Regions from separate parts of the Homo sapiens genome. Here all the other regions are linked to region 2. The links are chromatin contacts, found by Hi-C or POLR2A ChIA-PET in ENCODE. All regions are on one chromosome and are shown on one strand. Each heading gives the region's core, a stretch centred on a gene start or an enhancer-like site at or near the end of the contact. The rest is flanking DNA. Distances are from core to core; before and after follow the strand shown. Region 1 holds the start of GUCY1A1 (guanylate cyclase 1 soluble subunit alpha 1). Region 2 has its middle 38 kb from the start of GUCY1A1. Region 3 has its middle 84 kb from the start of GUCY1A1.

Region 1 (3,966 bases), core at 105-2,604, 38 kb after region 2:
AGCAACAACAAAGTCTTTATACAAGCCTGCAACACGTGACAACTGCGGATCAGGCATCTGAACCCGGCCTATCTTTCCACCGTATCTTCCTACACTTTTCTTTATGTACTTTTTATTTCTACCAGATGGTATTACTCCTTGTTTCTTGAATAACAGTGTCATGCCTTTCCAACCTCTGTATGTTTGCTCACAAGTTTCCCTCTGTCAGAGAAAAGCAAAAACAACAAAAAAGTCCTCTATTTTATCTTTTTCCAAACATAACCAATCCTTCAAGTCCTATCTCTAGTACTGTTCCTTTATGAACCCTGTCAGACAATATCTCATTTTCTTCTGAATGTTCATAGCATTTACTTAAAAATAGTATGACTTCCCTCTTCTTTTTACTAATGAATTACTGTGTATTTTTTAAGTTTCCTTCTACATCTGAAGTTCTAAATATTCTTAGTACAAATGTCCTACTGATCTAAGAGAGTATCATGGGTTAAATGTAGAGGAAGAGAAGTTTCTGAGATGGCAGGAAGGCAAAAGTTTCTGTGACTACCTGTGCTTATATTGCTGACTTTCTTAACTGTTCCTGACTTATTTAAATGTATTTTTTTCCTGATTCTGATTAATGTTCACTATGAGGCAAGCACAGTAGGCAAGACTGGGAGAAAGTTTGCAAATGTGATGAGCTTACAAATGGGACCAGATTAGATGGTGTACTTGGGGGAGATATAAAAGAGGAAGATAACCATGAATTGAACTGAATTGAAAATGGATCACATAAAGATCATGATTAATTGTTAATTCACAATGGAACAGCATGATGGGATTTTTTTAAGTCAGAAAGGTGACTAAAAGCATAATATCACAACACACACAACGGTAACAAATATAACTAAATGCACTGAACCAGGCAGAAGCCAGACCTTACTGAAAAGATGTAAAATCTCTGTAACCATAAAACTGCATCTGCAAATGAGTAGATTGGCTTCAAATCTGAAAACCAGGACAAGAGAGTCATCAGCGCAGATGTCAACTTCCCCAGCAGAAATGTTGGAGTTTTTAACTGTGGAAAACTACAGTTTTTCCACACCAGTGCATAGTGGAGAAGACATGTTTTTGTTTTTCTTTTTAAGTGTGCCAAATTTTCCTGGAGTCCCCTCCAATTTTTTTCTTTCTCTCTCTCTCTCTCTTTTTTTTTTTTTGTCCCCTGCCCCTAGGTCTCTGTCTCCACACAGTGATTTCTGTTATGGCGATTGGGCGGCTGCAGAGACCAGGACTCAGTTCCCCTGCCCTAGTCTGAGCCTAGTGGGTGGGACTCAGCTCAGAGTCAGTTTTCCAGAAGCAGGTTTCAGTGCAGAGTTTTCCTACACTTTTCCTGCGCTAGAGCAGCGAGCAGCCTGGAACAGACCCAGGCGGAGGACACCTGTGGGGGAGGGAGCGCCTGGAGGAGCTTAGAGACCCCAGCCGGGCGTGATCTCACCATGGTGCGTTTTGGCTGCTACTTTCTTTTTCAGTCTTTCGGTGCGGAGAAGGGGAGGAGGCGGGCAGAGGTCTGAAAAAATCGAATGCCTTATGGAAAGGAACTGCAAGGGTTCCTTTGGGGTGATCAAAGAGGGAGACACAGACACAGAGAGACAAAGGCAAGGAGGACTGTCTGGGAGCCACGCGGGCGATACAGTTTCCGAGGCACGCCGCGTCCCGCCTAGCCTGTTGAACAGGTAGACATGAGCGACCCAAGCGTAAGTGCCGCTGCCGCGAGTGCCCAGGGTGCACTCGCGCGGGGACCGACAGGTGCCACTGCAGGGTCCCCTCTCCCGCTCACTGCCTGCCACCCCTGACGCCTGCTCTCTTTCTCCATTCGCAGTGCGGATTTGCGAGGCGCGCCCTGGAGCTGCTAGAGATCCGGAAGCACAGCCCCGAGGTGTGCGAAGCCACCAAGTAAGTGGTCGCTGCATCCCCACGCGGGTCGGGGTTCTTCAGACAGGCGGTCCCTCTTCCGGGACCCCCGCTTGGGCTGGGTCTCCTTCCTCTCCTGAGAAACCTTCGGTACGCTCCCAGTTGCCCAGCCCTGGGAAGCCAGCATCGGGTTCCCACGCTGGGGAGGAGCGAGAGGAAAGGAGAGGACGCCCGAGGGGCCGGCCCAGGGCCCGGGGGACCCGCGGCGCCCGAGGGAGGAGCACAGACGGGGGTGGGCGCCGAGCAGCGCCGCGCCGGCTGCTGAGCTCGCGGGGCCGGGCCGTGAGAACGCGCGGGGCGCGCCGGGGCCGCTGGTCTCCCACGGCCAGGGCGCCTGGGCCCCAGAGCCCATCAGCCGCGTGCAGCGCTGCGGCCTCCGGCGCGCCGGCAGGCAAGCGAGCGGGCGCAGCTGGGGGATGCCTGGACCCCGGAGGCAGCAGGGCTGGAGGCGGTGGCGGGCTTCAGGGCAACTTCACCCGGCCGGCTGCGGCGTGGGTAAGAGGCGCGTCCTCCTCCACAGCAAAAGCTGCGATCGCTGGGCTGCCCAGAGAAGGCAGCCGGCTAACTGCCCAGCGGCTCCACGAGGTGTGCGCGTGTGTGCGAGAGAGACAAATGATTTACTGCTTAGCAGTCCCATTTCTGTTTTCGTTAGGACTGCGGCTCTTGGAGAAAGCGTGAGCAGGGGGCCACCGCGGTCTCCGCGCCTGTCTGCACCCTGTCGCCTGAGCTGCCTGACAGTGACAATGGTGTGAGGGGCTGCGTTGCAATGTGGTCATGTGATTTCAGGCTATGGATTTCGTGCGTCTTTCTCTGCTCACTGATTTTCACATGGTTATTCTTTCATTTTGCACTCGATAAACAGTTTACATCTTCTGAAGTAAGCCAGAAGATTGTATGGCTCACTTAACGATGACTGGTTGAAGGCATCTTGATTTGGAACCTATGGAAACAGTGCTGAGTTTTAAATAGGACAGATTTTTTTTTCTTTCATTTGAACTTCATTTATAACATATCAATAGTGATGTTTTAGGATCAGTTCTCCTATGGTAATTTCACTAAATGCCTATTTAATGAATTGATTTGATTTCATACATCTCTACCACTTACTAGAACTGTCTTTGTACAAACGTCAAACTTTCCTGTTACATATGGGTAAGCATAGAAGCACTTGATATAATTTTTTTTTATCTTGGTTCAGAGTGTAGAAGTGGTCTGTTGCTTTTCCTAAAATTGCTATACATATTTTTTCTTTAAGAGTGATCATTTCAGGTACCCTATTATGTACAGTGGTAAAAAGTAAACTCGTTATGATAGCAACGACGATGTAACCAAAATAAGCAACACTTAATTGGTCTGAAAGTTATACATATAAGCTTTATTATTGCTTCAGTGGAAGTTGTCTATGCATTCTGTGCTTTGTTCAGCCATTAAACAACTGGGTCCGTGATCTTCTTCAAGGGGCCGTGAAGTCCCTAAAATTGTATTTAAACATTAGAGTGGCTGCATTTTAAGGGAGATAGTACATAGTCAAATATCCAAAATGGACCTGTGTCCTAATAGAAAATTAAGAACCACGGGGTAAAAACACGTAAGCCATACTTTTTCTTATCAAAACAACAGGCTGTCTACATACAGCCTGCAGACATAGGCTAGAAGGAAAATTCTAGAACAATTAAATGGTGTTACCGTAGTTAAATATTTCACATAAAATAGACCAGATGTATGTATTTTAATGTATTAGGAAACAGGTCTGTGAACGTATTTAGTAGAAATTTGTAATTAATAGATGGGTACCTTATATTTATATTTATAAGGTATATTTATACTTTATATTGTAAGATCTCTTTCTATTATACGACAGAAAATAAAAATTATATTTTTGTCTTTGAAATCCAATCAAAATATAAAGTACTTATGCTTGGTATAGTGTCTCATAGTGTATGAAATATAAATAGCCCCTTAAAGGTCTTGCTTCTAGATATTCAGGTATTAAATAACATGATTAAAATCGTTTTCTGTCAT
Region 2 (3,801 bases), core at 584-3,083:
AAGATTGTTATTCCTCAAACCTCCTTGTAAAAACTTCTGTAGGTCTGCCTGACATTGGATGACCCTTACAATCTCACATTTGTAGCCATCATGTGCTGACCACATCTCTGCTCCATGTCTTCTTTCCAGGACATAGGCTGATGAATTATCCTCCATGTGGGACATTGCCTGTCTTGTGGCAGACTGAAGAAAGATCACACTGAATGGCTCTTAAAGCCATTATCCTTAACATGGCTTTTAAAGGTATCCTCCAAAAATGATAGATGTCACTTTTGTTTACATTTCCCTAGGCTAAACAAATCACCTGGCTATGTCTGCAGGACAAAGAGGTATAATATTCCAATGGGCAGAAAGGGACACCACACTGTGAAAAACTGGACATTATGGCAGACTAGTGTTACCATTTATGAATGGCATAAATAAAGGAAGAGTCCCAACGTGAAACTCAGTATAGCTTAAGACTTGATTTTTATATAGCTTGAGCTTAGACAGTGAGGCAGAAAGAGATATAGCATGAAGCTGGGTCAATAACCATGAGCCAGATGGGGCAAGCTCTACAGGCCACTTTATTTATTTATTTATTTATTTACTTACTTACTTACTTACTTAAGACAGGGTCTTGCTCTGTGACCCAGGCTGGAGGGCAGGGGCACAGTCATGGTTCACCACAGCCTCTATCTCCTGGGACCGAGCACTCCTCCTGCCTCAGCCTCTCACATAGCTGAGACTATAGGCCACATTAAAGAGTTAAAACATGATCCTAAATCCTTTGGGTAGCCATTGATGGCTGACTGTAATGTGGAAACTGAGTGAGAAACAGGACAGATTGCAAGAAGAGGGGCCAGTCAGAAAGTGTAGGCCTAAATCTAGGGGAAAAATCATGGAGGCCTGACCTAGATAAATGCAGTAAGAATGGCAAAGGCCCACAGGATTTAAGAAGTGTTAGAAAAACTGAATCATCAGCAGCTGGAGAGTGCGTGGCTATGAGGGATCACAGGGAGGAAGAAATGATACAGTTCAAGTTTTCGTTTGTTTAGTAAAGGATGACATGAATCCCCATACAGAAAACACAGAGGGGAAGCAGGTGAAGAGGGAAGACAGTAAATTCCTTTTGGAACAGTTTGACTCTGGCTCCTCTGGAAGGCATTCAAGTAGAGGTATCCAGTAGGTGGATACACATTTAGGTTGGAGGCTACAGAAGAAGGGAAATCTGAGCTGCAGATACAATGATGGGAGTCATCAAAGTACAGATGATGAGCAAAGCTGTGGAGGGACTGAAGTCATTCAGGGAGATGGCATGAAAGGAGAAAAGGAGAAATAATAAAAAGATTATGCAGCACAACACTAAAACTTTTTCTGCAGAGAGATTTTCTGGGGCCTTTATTAAAAGCTTGTATTCCAGCCAGGTGCGGTGGCTCACGCCTATAATCCCAGCACTTTGGGAGGCCGAGGAAAGCGAATCATGAGGTCAAGAGACCAAGACCATCCTGGCCAACATGGTGAAACCATGTCTCTACTAAAAATACAAAAACAAACAAACAAAAAATAGCCGGGCATGGTGGCGTGTGCCCGTAATCCCAGCTACTACAGAGGCTGACACAGGAGAATTGCTTGAACCCAGGAGGTGGAGGTTGCAGTGAGCTGAGATCTCACCACTGCACTCCAGCCTGGCAACAGAGTGAAAGTCCGTCTCAAAACAAAACAAAACAAAACAAAACAAAACGGCATGTATTCCTATACCTTTATTATTCTGTCGGTAGAGGAAGGGCATTTGTTCTTAAAGAAGAGTCAGAAGTCATACTCCTCAAGACCTCCCATAGCATTCCACATAAAGTGGTCTGGAAAACAATTCATCAGTGAGTCAGACAGTTTGGGTTTTAGCTCCCTACTTTGCCTCATAGCAACCATGTGTCCTTGGAAAACCCCTTAATCAGCCATGTCTTAATGCTGTCATTTGTACAACAAGGATGCTGGCACCTCCGCTCCATATTGAATCAGGTTGACAGGATTAACAAAGCTACATAATATAGGTGAAAAGCCCTTTGGAAGCTGAAAGTTCTTTTAAAATAATTATAGTTAATATCACAATGTTCACTCTAGAGCGGGAGTGGGTGGGGGGGAATTCCTAAATCTATTTTGAGATCTCATAAAATATGGAGAAAATAGAAAGTCCTTTGCCAAACCTCATAAAAGCAAAATTGACAACATTTCTGACATGACTCATTCTTCCTTTGAAAACTAACTATCAAATCAGATAAGGGTCAACTCATTTTAAATAGAAGCTTAAGGAACATAAAACTTTTTTTAAAGTATTTTCAAAATGAGACTGCTATTCTTTTTCACATTGTTCATTTGGGAGGTGTCTATTAGTTATACATAAGTTATCCTATACATAAAGCTCTAATCTCACCCTAGTCCTAATGTTTAAATTTTCCCTTCAGGCAGATACATTTGTATGGTGGCAAAAGTAGTCAAATTTTCCAATTATGTTTCTCAAACCTTCAGTGATCTTTCTTGTGGTGCTCTCAGTATTAACCAAAAGCTTTGAAAATCCTTACATTTATTTTTTAAATTCCAGAAGATTTATCTAGAGATGAGAGGCATTTGGAGTTAGAATGTTTATACTGTCAATGACTCAAGGAATGTATTTTCTATAACTTACATTTTCAAGCTGTAATTATAATTTTTTTCAACCATTTTTAGCTATTTGGATTACAGCCAGTCTTCACTGTCACTGTTTATGTGTTTGAGTTCTTGTAAACTCTGATTTAGAAACACTCTAGAATTCACTATCCAAGCAGTTTATAAGAAATTTGACTCTTGGTTCGTATGTATGTTAAGTGGTTTTTTATAAACTCTGCCAAGAGTAGGACTTATGCTTTCTGCTATCATCTCTCCACTTTATTTTTCTAACCGAAAAGTGTCCCAAACATGAAAACATTATGCAAGGCTCCATGTACCACAGAAAGTATTACCTATGTTTTTTTTTCTTGAGACAGGATTTTGCTGTCTTGCAATCATAGCTCACTGCAGCTTCGACTTCCTGGGTTCAAGAGATCCTCCCTGCTTTAGCCTCCTGAGTAGCTGGTACTACAAGTGTGTGCCATCACATCCAGCTAATTTTTGTAATTTTTGTGGAAACAGGGTCTCACTATGTTGCCCAGGCTGGGCTTGAACTCCTGGTCTCAAGTGATCTTCCCACCTGGGCCTCCCAAAGTGCTGGGATTACAGATATGAGCCACTGGGCCTGGTCATTAGCTATGATTTAAAGGGAGAAAAATAAAACCTTCACTGAACATTTAATTAAATTTCTTTTGGTTTTGTGTGATAGAATGTTAAATATATATATTCAGGGATATATAAATAATATAATTTGTTTTGACTTTTCAGTTAATTTCTAAGCTGTATTAGTCCTAAGGATAGTAAATATTAGGTACTTAGATGGGCCATCACTCACCACCCACATCCCAAACATCAGAAACCCATCATTACACATTTTCTCAATGAGGACTCAGAATCTTTCTGAACACAGCAGCCCAGGCAGCATCTTTTTTTTTTTTTTCCCCCCCTCAGACAGTGTCTCGCTGTCGCCCAGGTTGGAGTGCAGTGGCGCGATCTCGGTCCACTGCAAGCTTCGCCTCCCGGGTTCACGCCATTCTCCTGCCTCAGCCTCCCGAGTAGCTGGGACTGCAGGCGCCTGCCACCACGCCCGGCTTTTTTTTGTATTTTTAGTAGAGACGAGGTTTCACCATGTTAGCCAGGATGGTCTCGATCTCCTGAGCTCGTGATCCACCCGCCTCG
Region 3 (4,126 bases), core at 1,114-3,613, 46 kb before region 2:
GGATGACAGCACATCTTTTACAGCATGGTTTATTCAATATTTTAAGCCCACTGTTGAGAACTTCTGCTCAGAAATAAAGATTCCTTCCAAAATATTAATGTTCATTGACAATGCACTGGGTCACCCAAGAGCTCTAGTGAAGATATACAAGGAGATTAATGTTATTTTCATGACTTCTAACAGAACATCTTATCTATTCTGCAGCCCATGGATCAAGGAATAATTTTGACTTTCAAGTCTTATTTAACAAATACATTTTGTAAGGTTATAGCTGTCTTGATGATGCCTCTGAAACATCTGGGCAAAATAAATTGAAAACCTCTGGAAAGGATTCACCATTCTAGATGCCATTAAGAACACTTATGATTCATGGGAGGAAGTCAAAATATCAACATTAACAGGAGTTTGGAACAAGTTGATTTCAGCCCTGATGCATGATTTTGAAGGGTTCAAGGCCAGTGGAGGAAATAACTGCAGATGTGGTGGAAATAACAAGAGAACTAGAAGTGGAACCAGAATCTCTGACTGAGTTATTGTAATCTTATGATAAAACTTGAACAGATGAGGAGTTGCTTCTTATGAATGAGCAAGAAAAGGAGTTTCTTGAGATACAATATAGTCCTGGTGAAGATGCTGTGAACACTGTTGAAATGACAATGTAAGATTTAGAATATTACATAAGCTTAATTGATACAGCATCAAGATTTGAAATAATTTACTCCAATTTTGAAATAAGTTCCACTATGGGTAAAATGTTATCTAGTAGCATCACATACTACAGAGAAATCTTTCATGAAACAAAGACTCAATCAATGAGGCAACTTCATTGTAGGTTTAAGAAATTGGCACATCCACCCCAGTCTTCAGCAACCACCACCCTGATCCATCAGCTGCCATCAACTTCAAAGCAAGACCTTTCACTAGGAAAAAGAAAACTCAGATGACTGTTAGCAGTTTTTAGCAATAAAGTATTTTTGGTTAAGATATGTCCATTTTTTTAAGATTTAATGCCATTGTGCACTGAATAGATTATAGTATAAATATAACTTATATGTGCACTGGCAAACAAAATTACTGCGATTTGCTTTATTGCAATATTAGCCTTATTGGAGTGGTCTAGAACTGAATCCACAATAGTACTGAAGTTGCCTGTAAGTATGCCATGAATTAATGAATGACCTAGACATTAATGAATAAAGCAACAATAAGAAATTCATTAAATTCACTCAAAAATCTTAAGTAACTATTGTTTAAAATATTGTCATGAAGGCAGGACAAAAGATACTATGAAAATGATAACTATTATTGTTATAAAATCTACAGGCCTCTTCCATGAACACATTATCCAGTCTCTCCCTCTTAATGCCCTAATTTTCTTTGTTAAAATATTTATTTTTCAATGTTATTTTAAACTTATTTATAATAAGCAAAATGTGAGAGTTTATCATTGTTTGTAGAAAGAAAGAAGTGCCTATAAACCATGCTTCTAACATTAACTCTTTGACCTTGTGAAAAGGGAATTCTCATGACTAATTAGTATGCACATCATCTGGAGGAGGCAAATAAAATTGTGCAGGCTGCTGTAGCAGATTGCTGTGCATAAAGGCCATTAGCTTCTAGGAAAGGATAGATTTTTCCAGTGTACCCAGGTAAAAAATATTTTTCAAACCTTGATAACTTCATCCTTTTATTCGACCTAGAGCCCATTTACCTCAAAAGTGTGTGAACCCCACCTCACAACCCCTCTCCGGAATTAATTGGGTATTCACAAGTGTTATTAAATTGATTGAATATATAGATCTTTTTCAAATGTCCTAGACAATTACATACTTTAATACCTTTGTTTTAATTTAAAATGAATTCTGTTTTTACTCATTTCCAGAGCAACCCAAGGTAACCAAAATAAATATAGGATAATAGTAATTGAATAAGAGAAAAATACATATCACTCCACTTATCTAGTGATAAACACCAGTATCACCATTGTGTAAATGTTTATAACTTCCTCCATTTTATCTGTTATGTTTGCATATTTTGCATTTCTTAATCAATTTTTAATTTTTAAAATTTTCATCTTTTTTTACTCTTATACAGATAAAATTATTTTATTTTTCATAACCATTTATGTTGACACATAACACACATACACGATACATATATTAGTTTATTTTATCAATCTTTATTTCTTGACATAGAACTTGTTTTCCACTTTTCATAATGTCACAAAATTCTCATCTAAATCCTGCACATATTTCTGACTAATCCCTCAGGATAAGAAACCAGAACTTAATAGCCAAGATTTTATACATTTTCAGGCATGTGATATCATTGCTAGGTTGTCCTCCAAAAGTGTTGTAATAGTATATGCTCCCCACCTACACTGTATGACATCATCACTTCCTGAAGCTAAACCAAGGAGATGTTATCATGTAACATGCAAAGGTTAACTGAGTTGGAATTATGTACTAATTATGATGAAAGATAATTTCTCAGAATTTCCTTAGAAAAATAGTCTTCTGTGCTTGGAAAAGGGGAAGACAGTGGCAGGAGTTTAACTTCTGACTTCGTTTGGAGGATGTTTGATTACAATGCTCTTGACTCAGAAACATAAATTGCCACAAAAGACCTTCTGTTGGCCATTAAACTGCAGAGCACAGGCAGGAAACTACGTAGCATGTCAGGCTTTTGTTTATTTAACACCGTCGGTGAGATGTACTTAGCAGTTATTATCTGCTCAGTGCTCTTCTAGGCATGAAAGCAAGGGGGAAAAATGTAGGTATGTTTCTTATTCTCAAGAATTTTATTAATTGAAGAGAAAAAATATATATGGCAGCCAAACAAGGAAATATTTGAAAAGTAACAATTGAGTTGCATGAATCAGTATAAGTTATAGTAGTCTGAGGAGAAGAGAAAACTTTGGCTTCCTTAATAAGCAATTTATGAGAAAAAATATGTAGTTTCAACACGAGATTGAAGAATGATGTAGAGGATTACAACAGGGAAAAAAGTAATACAATCTAAACAATCATAAAATGAAAGTGAGCATGGCACAACTAATTTTCACTAGATCCATTGGACAGGAATGGAAAGATTATATTGGCAAGTGTAGAAGATAATGTGGTAAGTTTTCTTAGGACAAGATAAAAACGTGCTGGATTCTAGGATAAGAAATAACTTATAAATTCAATTAAGTCAACTGAAAGTTTCTGTTTAGGGAAATAAAATGAAAAAGTCATGATTCATTTGTTCATGCAGGCATGCATAACTAATATATATTGAAAACTTGGCTGGGCTGAGGGCTCACGCTTGTAATCCCAGCACTTTGGGAGGCCAAGGCGGGGTGGATCACATGAGGTCAGAAGTTCGAGACCAGCCTGGCCAACATGGCAAAACATCGTCTCTACCAAAAATACAAAAATTAGCCGGGCGTGGTGGCATGGGTCTGTAGTCCCAGCTACCTCGGAGGCTGAGGCAGGAGAATCGCTTGAATCCGGGAGGCAGAGGTTGCAGTGAGCCGAGATCGCACCACTGCACTCCAGCTTAGGTAACAGAGGGAGACTCTGTCTCAAATAATGATAATGATAATGATAATGATAATGATAATGATAATGATAATGAAAATAAAAACCTACTATGAACTAACTAAACATTAGGACAAGAGAGTTATCTTCTTTTTTAAAGGTTTGTACTCAGAAAGCCCATGGTTTAGGCAAAATTATGCACTGAAATATTAACTTGTTGGTTTTTTGTGTATTTGTTTTTGCTGCTGAAAAATTAGAGATGAAAGCTCCTATGGGAAAGCTCCTTTTGCCTTGAAGCTCATTCTCTTAGTTCATTTGTGCTGCTAAACCAAAATACTTTGGATAATTTATAACAAAACAGAAATGAATCTTCTCACAGTTACAGAGACTGAGAAGTCCAAGAGGGAATTAGCAGATTCAGTGTCTGGCAAGGGCTCCTCTCCCTTACTGTATCCTCTCATGGTGGAAGGGGCTAAAAAGGGACAAGCACACTCCCTTTGACTACTTTTAGAAAGTACTCATCAATTCATGAGGGCAAAGCCCTCATTGTTAAATCACTTCCCCAAAAGCCCCACCTCTTCATACCATCACTTCAGGGTCTAAAT

What was found. Hi-C counts contacts between places; a loop is a spot of excess contacts on that map. ChIA-PET counts read pairs that join two places held with the same protein, here RNA polymerase II (POLR2A). Pooled maps may share reads with other maps.
Region 1: a map of endothelial cell of umbilical vein shows a loop between it and region 2 (2.4-fold over the local background). The contact joins the promoter of GUCY1A1 here to the enhancer-like site in region 2. A Hi-C loop is called at or near these places in 5 of 168 maps with a recorded cell type or tissue (PC-3, Right ventricle myocardium inferior, endothelial cell of umbilical vein and 1 more), 14 of 37 single-sample maps with no recorded cell type and 15 of 50 pooled maps. POLR2A ChIA-PET finds 5 or more read pairs at or near these places in 3 of 52 experiments (CD8-positive, alpha-beta memory T cell, GM12878 and endothelial cell of umbilical vein).
Region 3: a map of endothelial cell of umbilical vein shows a loop between it and region 2 (5-fold over the local background). The contact joins two enhancer-like sites. A Hi-C loop is called at or near these places in 2 of 168 maps with a recorded cell type or tissue (endothelial cell of umbilical vein and naive thymus-derived CD4-positive, alpha-beta T cell) and 7 of 50 pooled maps. POLR2A ChIA-PET finds 5 or more read pairs at or near these places in 1 of 52 experiments (endothelial cell of umbilical vein).

What each region holds. Positions count from the first base shown.
Region 1 is chr4:155,665,494-155,669,459 of GRCh38, forward strand. It overlaps GUCY1A1 (guanylate cyclase 1 soluble subunit alpha 1), which reads left to right and starts at 1,355. Exons shown (of 10, transcript NM_001130682.3): 1 at 1,355-1,472; 2 at 1,853-1,926.
Region 2 is chr4:155,627,443-155,631,243 of GRCh38, forward strand. No RefSeq gene overlaps it. Among named protein-coding and RNA genes, the nearest start is that of GUCY1A1, 38 kb to the right of the region's middle. Within about 2 kb of position 1,834, at least 2 of the 41 ENCODE cell types and tissues checked have a DNase peak (open chromatin) inside an H3K27ac peak, as active enhancers do; they include endothelial cell of umbilical vein, where a contact is called at or near this core.
Region 3 is chr4:155,580,693-155,584,818 of GRCh38, forward strand. No RefSeq gene overlaps it. Among named protein-coding and RNA genes, the nearest start is that of GUCY1A1, 84 kb to the right of the region's middle. Within about 2 kb of position 2,364, at least 2 of the 41 ENCODE cell types and tissues checked have a DNase peak (open chromatin) inside an H3K27ac peak, as active enhancers do.